2 separate regions of the Homo sapiens genome follow, and region 1 is linked to region 2. A link is a contact called in ENCODE Hi-C or POLR2A ChIA-PET data. All regions are on one chromosome and are shown on one strand. Each heading gives the region's core, a stretch centred on a gene start or an enhancer-like site at or near the end of the contact. The rest is flanking DNA. Distances are from core to core; before and after follow the strand shown.

Evidence for each region. A loop is a pair of places that touch in the nucleus more often than their neighbours do. ChIA-PET counts read pairs that join two places held with the same protein, here RNA polymerase II (POLR2A). Pooled maps may share reads with other maps.
Region 1: a loop to region 2 is called in a map of left ventricle myocardium inferior, with 1.8 times the contacts of the local background. The contact joins two enhancer-like sites. A Hi-C loop is called at or near these places in 3 of 168 maps with a recorded cell type or tissue (OCI-LY7, cardiac septum and left ventricle myocardium inferior) and 3 of 50 pooled maps. POLR2A ChIA-PET finds 5 or more read pairs at or near these places in 5 of 52 experiments (BJ, MCF 10A, PC-3 and 2 more).

Annotation. Positions count from the first base shown.
Region 1 is chr1:33,272,157-33,274,969 of GRCh38, forward strand. The region is part of intron 2 of ZNF362 (zinc finger protein 362); the gene reads left to right. Among named protein-coding and RNA genes, the nearest start is that of ZNF362, 17 kb to the left of the region's middle. Within about 2 kb of position 1,480, at least 2 of the 41 ENCODE cell types and tissues checked have a DNase peak (open chromatin) inside an H3K27ac peak, as active enhancers do.
Region 2 is chr1:33,218,669-33,221,368 of GRCh38, forward strand. It overlaps a transcript of ZNF362 not described here. Among named protein-coding and RNA genes, the nearest start is that of ZNF362, 36 kb to the right of the region's middle. RefSeq lists enhancers at 740-1,340, 1,475-2,259. Within about 2 kb of position 1,368, at least 5 of the 41 ENCODE cell types and tissues checked have a DNase peak (open chromatin) inside an H3K27ac peak, as active enhancers do.

The sequences.
Region 1 (2,813 bases), core at 230-2,729, 54 kb after region 2:
CAAGGGGCCAGGTGGCAGGGAGGCCATGGAGGACAGGACTGGAAGGTGGGCCATAAGCTTTGACCTCAGGGAGGCCACGGTGGTGTGTGGTTGGCCTTATAGGTGAGAGTTCTTTGCAGAAGCTTATGGCTCACTTGTCTGCTTCCTTCACTTAGCTTGGGGCTCGGGGAGGGCAGAGTTCTTTCCAGTTGGCTCAGGTTCCCCAGCGCTGGTCCCAGTTTGGCCCAGAGGATTTGTCCAATATGAATGGATGGACAGATTGATAGATGGGCCAGCTGCCATCAGCAGGCCGTTTTCTGGAAGGGGCGTTTCGTTCATCCGCCCATCCACTGTTTTTCACCTTTTAGAATAAGAGAAACAAAATGACATTTGCTCCCCTGTAAGGATCAGCCCTGTGTCTTGGGGCTCACAGTAGAGAGTCTTGGCTTTTGTCGTGCTTGAGGCCTGGCCACCAGCGTGTTTCCTCTGCCCATTCTGGTATGCACACTCAACCCCCGGGTGGCTGTTCTGTCTCCACCCCCTGCCCTCACCAGGTCCTCAGATAGTCCCCTCTGCTTCACTGCTCCCCTGGCCCAGCATGCTTCCTGCCACCTTCTCACCACCAGCATTCCAACCCAACATCTTAGCATGGCATTCAGTGCCCTGTGTCTCCCCACCTCCCTGGTCTGCAGCTCTCTTTGGTGTCTTTGGGTGCTGTTCACTGTCCCAAGCCTGCCTTGTGCTTTCACATCTCCACACCTTTGCTGAAGCTGTGACCTCTTCCAGGAATGTCCTTCTGCCTTGTCCCTCTGTCCTGAACACACTTCTGGCCATGTCTCTTTCTGGCTTCAAGCCCCTCCCTTAGACAAGGTCTGAGTGGCTTGGCCTGGCCCTGGCTGTCTTACCCCTTCACCTCTCACCAGGGCCCACCCTCTTGTACAGGTCCCAGGGCTGCACAGGGGATACCCACCTCAAAGGCATGTTGGGAGTCTCACATGAGATGCTGTTGATGAGCACCTAGCAGTGTGTCTGACACGCAGGAAGAGCTCAGGAAATGTTTGGCCCCTGCCCTGCCTTCCCTGTGCCTGTCACACAGTAGGTAGATACCAGGACTAGGGTCACTGACTGAATCATTAAATTACTTAGAACCAGCCAGAAAATGATGCAGAGAAATCAGGCAAAGGTGGTGTGGATCAGATTAAGTGATCTGGGGCCCATCTAGGGTGAAGGGTGGCCCCTGCCTGACCAGGGGTCTGATAAGTGGCAGGATGTTCTATCCCAGCTGTGGTACCCTGGGCAAGACCCCCTCTTCCCATAGCCTCCTGATCAGGGTAGTGGCTCTGAACTTGGCATTGAACTGAACTGAAGAGGAGGAAAAGACGGATCTCCCAGAACTGTCTGAGAAGCAGCGAGGTGCAGTGGGCAGAGTCCTGGGCCAGGGCAGGAGTGAGGCAGGGTAGCCTGTTTCACCCCATTTTACAGAGGAGGAAACCTGAGGCTTAGAGAGCTAGCACCCAGCATCACATCACAGTGCTGCTTCCTGTTTCTCATGCATGTGGCCTGAGCAAGGTGCCTCCCTCCTGGTGCCCTTGTTTCTTCCTCCGTGAAATCAGGGTGAAAATTCTTCCTTGCTTGCCATCCTCCTGAGGTTCTGATGAGAATGCCAGTGGGCACAGAAGAGCTTTGTAAACTGTGAGCAGTGCTAGATAATTGTATGGGATTGTCTTTAAAGTCATTCTGATTATTATTACTTCATTTATTCATTCCATTATGCAACTCACATTATTGATAACCTCTGGGCCTGGGTGCTGGGGATACCCAGATGAACAGGACAGGTGTATCCAATTCTCAAGCTCCCTGCCCCCAGCCGTGGAGCCTCCTTACCCTGGCTTTACATCTCGGTCCCCTCCACATTTCCCCCTGTGGACAGTAGCAGGGTTGGGACAGGTCCTGAGACTGCTGTGTGAGCGGGTGCTCACCTGTGGGGTCGCAGCCGTGTCATCCTAAGGTAGGGTTTATTCACAAGCCTGTGGTCAGGATGCGTCATTCCCCTGAATACGTAAGGGACTGATGAGCTGGACTTCAGAGTCAGGCAGATTAGAGTGGGAATCTCAGCTCTCTGCTTACTTGCTGTGTGACCTTGAACAAGTCACTCCACCTCTCTGAATTCAGTTTCCTGAGCTATAAAATGGGAATGATAAGAGTACCTACCTGCCTTTCAGTGTCATTGTGCCTGGCACAAGAGAGGCACTTGGTAACTTGCAGCCTCCTCACCATAATTATTGTTTCGAGTTTGTTCTGGGAAAGGATATGTCCCAGGGGTCTGGAGCATTCAGGGAGAACTCCAGGCAGGAAGTACTTCTTGTGTTGGGCTGTAAGGGATTGGTGGGCAGAGGGAAGAGCATCTTGGTGCCTGTGGATGGAGGAGCAGGGGGGCTGATAGAGGGCAGGAGCTGCCCCAGCCACCTGAGGAGGGTGCTCTGACCCAAACTGGCCCTCAGGCTGGGAGTGAGGGGTAAGGACATTTGCATATAGATATTGAGCCATTTGCATATGGGCATTTGCTCTTCCAAAGACTAGGGTTTGCAAAGCAAATTCCCCAGAGGAACCAGCTTGAGCAAATCTGATTTCTAGTTTTGACTGTGGCACCTTCGCTTTGTGGCCTTGGACAGGTCTCCTCCTTCCCCTCTCTCTGAGCCTCAGTTTCTTCACTGATAAAATGGTATAATAATACCTCTTGTGCCTACTTTCAAGTAAAGATCACAAGAGATAATTCATCTAAAATTTCTTTCTTAAAATATTGAGATTAGATTGTGTCCTTATTGAGGGTTTTC
Region 2 (2,700 bases), core at 118-2,617:
GGCCTGTTTATGTCCTTTGTCTATTTTTTTCTGTTGGATTAAATTTGTTTGTTTCTTATTGCTTTTTAAGAACTCTTTGTATATTAGGGATTTAACCTTAACCCATCTGGTTTCTCAGGGTCCGTGGAGTTGGGCAATGTAGTCCCCTGTGAAGTCAGATTCCCAAGAGATTGGAACAGTTCTGCCTCTGGTCAGTGGAGGGCAGCAGTGGCAGCAACATTCACTTTCAGGCTGGACGCACAGGTCTGCCCAGGAGCTGGACATACACACACACACACACACACACACACACACACACACACACACACACACATACACCACCCCCTGCCCCCCCGCAAGAGACTTCCTTCCTTTCTCAGGAAGCCACTTGATTCACTGACCCTTAAGGGCCCCAAACACAAATTATTTCCCCTTAGTCTCTAGAGATAACCTCTAAACATTGAAGAGAATCAGGCTCTGAAGTTAGACTGGAGTTCAAAATCCAACTCTGTCATCTCCTGGCTGGGGGCTGGGTGTGACATTCATGACCTCTGTACCCTCAATTTCCCCATCTGTGAAATGGGTCCAGTGGTACCCACCTTCACTGGGTATGATGACGGTAAAGTGTACGGTTGGCGCTCAGTGAGTGTGAGCCCACAGTGGGCCTGCCCAGCCCACTTCCCAACCTCTGCCCGCCATTCATTCATCGGCGGACCAGAGACAAGTTGGCTCCTGCTGTCTCAAGCCTGCCCACATGTTTGATTAATTCTGTGTCTAAGAAAGATTCACTGGGTAGTATGGAGGGAGATTGCAGGGCAGGAGCCCAGCGAGGAAGGGGAGGACTCGTGAAGACCTAACCAGGTAGCATGGGCAGCAGGGCCCAACAGGAAGATATGGTGTTCCCAGGCAGAAAAGGCCAGCACATGGCCGTGGGTGAGATGTGCTGGCCAGGAGAGGGGTGAGACGGGGCATGCCCAGGTTTCCTATCTGAGGGACTGTGTGGACAGCCAAGGAGTAGGGGCAGTTTTGACATGGGGTAAGTTCTGCTTGAATTCTGCTGAGTTTGAGGTGCTGGAGGGACTTCCAGGATGCTTTCAGCAGTGGCAAATCACAGCTCTAGCCTGACCTCTCCCCATCTCTCACACCTGAAAAACCTGGGTCTATCCCTGCCCAGGGATCAGAGCTGCTCTAGACTAATTCAAGCCAAGGGAGGAAATTGTTTCTGTCCTTACTTCCTTTCCCGTCTTCCTCCTTGCTACCCCAACTCCCCCTAGATACCCTTTTCCAGCTCAGGGCCCCCTACTCCTCCCTTATACTGGGAACAAGGCATGGCCGAAGAGGCCCCTGGCTCAGAAGGGGAAACTGGAAAAATGGGTTTCTGATGGGCATGACTATGGCCTGGGGGTGGATGAATCATCAGAGCCAGCAGAGGGAGAGCGCAGTGGAGCAGAAGGTGAGTGCTGGGCCCAGGCCCCGGAGGCTGTGGGCTTTGTAGGGAAGGAAAGGTGGGCAGGGAAGGGGTTGTAAGGTCACAGGACTCTGCAGTGGGGGGTTTGGGGGCCTGTCCTGAGTTTCCCTCAATCTCCAATCTGGTGCCATGGCTAAGGCAGGATTATAGACTTCTATTCCATTGTTTTTATTAATAATGATAGCAATAACAGCTGTTTGTAGATTGCTTACCATATGCTGGGCCTCCTGCTAAACTCTTTACAAGCATTACATCCTCTAACCCTCAGTTACCTTGTGATTGATCTCCACTTTAAGATGTGGACGCAGAAGCTCAGAGAGGTTAAGCCACTTGTCCTAGGCCACACTGAGGAGTCAGGGAGTCAGGGCAGAGCCATCTGTTTGTCCCCAGTTCCTTCAAACCCACCCCCCTACAGTCATGTTGGACTATGTCATGCACCCACCAGAAGGTGCCTCTGTGGGTGTGGAGGCGCCATCTGTGGCTGATTTGTCCTGAGGGCAGGCCTCAGGAGTCTGTCTGGCTTGCAGCATCGCAGGCCTGGGTTCTACCACTGCCCAGCCAGGCCTGACTATGACTTGGGTGAGTTCCTTTTGCTCTCTGGTCCTCAGTTTCCCCATCTGTCCAACAGTGTTTTCCAACATGGGGTCCCAGGAACCCAGAGTCTTTGGAGCTATAATCTGGGTGAAGCAACCCAGCGGGTGTGGGTACATTCAGCCACCGTTAGGTCACCCTATAGCCATGGTTCTCCTAATGCCACGAATTCTGGGCAAGTTCTTTGAATTTGTGGGTTTCGTAGGGAGGAAAGGAATGAAACTGGTTGATGCTCTGTGGGGAATGTGGAAGGGTGTGGCCCATCAGATTGACAGGGCAAGGGTCAGCAGAAAGAGGGTGGCAGGGCTCCTTGGGGTTCCTTAAAGTTGTGCTGTTCTGTGAAGAAGAGACAGGGCCATGTGTGTATGTGAAGGGTGGTGCTGGGGGGCGGGGTGCCGACCATCAGCCCGAGGCGTGGAGGGCAAGACCCGGTGTTTCTCTCCTAACCCTGGGATTGGCAGTGGGTGGTGGGTGTGGCTTCTGGAATCCTATCAATCCCTCCGGAATGTAAGAGGCTTAAGCAAACCCCAGCCGCAGGCAGAGGAGTGAGGTACGGGCCAGGACCTGTCCTGACTGTGGGTGGGGATCCTGGGAAGGGCCCCCATCAGGCAGGCTTGGGCTGAAGCCAGGTTTGGGGTGGGCCTGCCCAAGGAAACTGCACA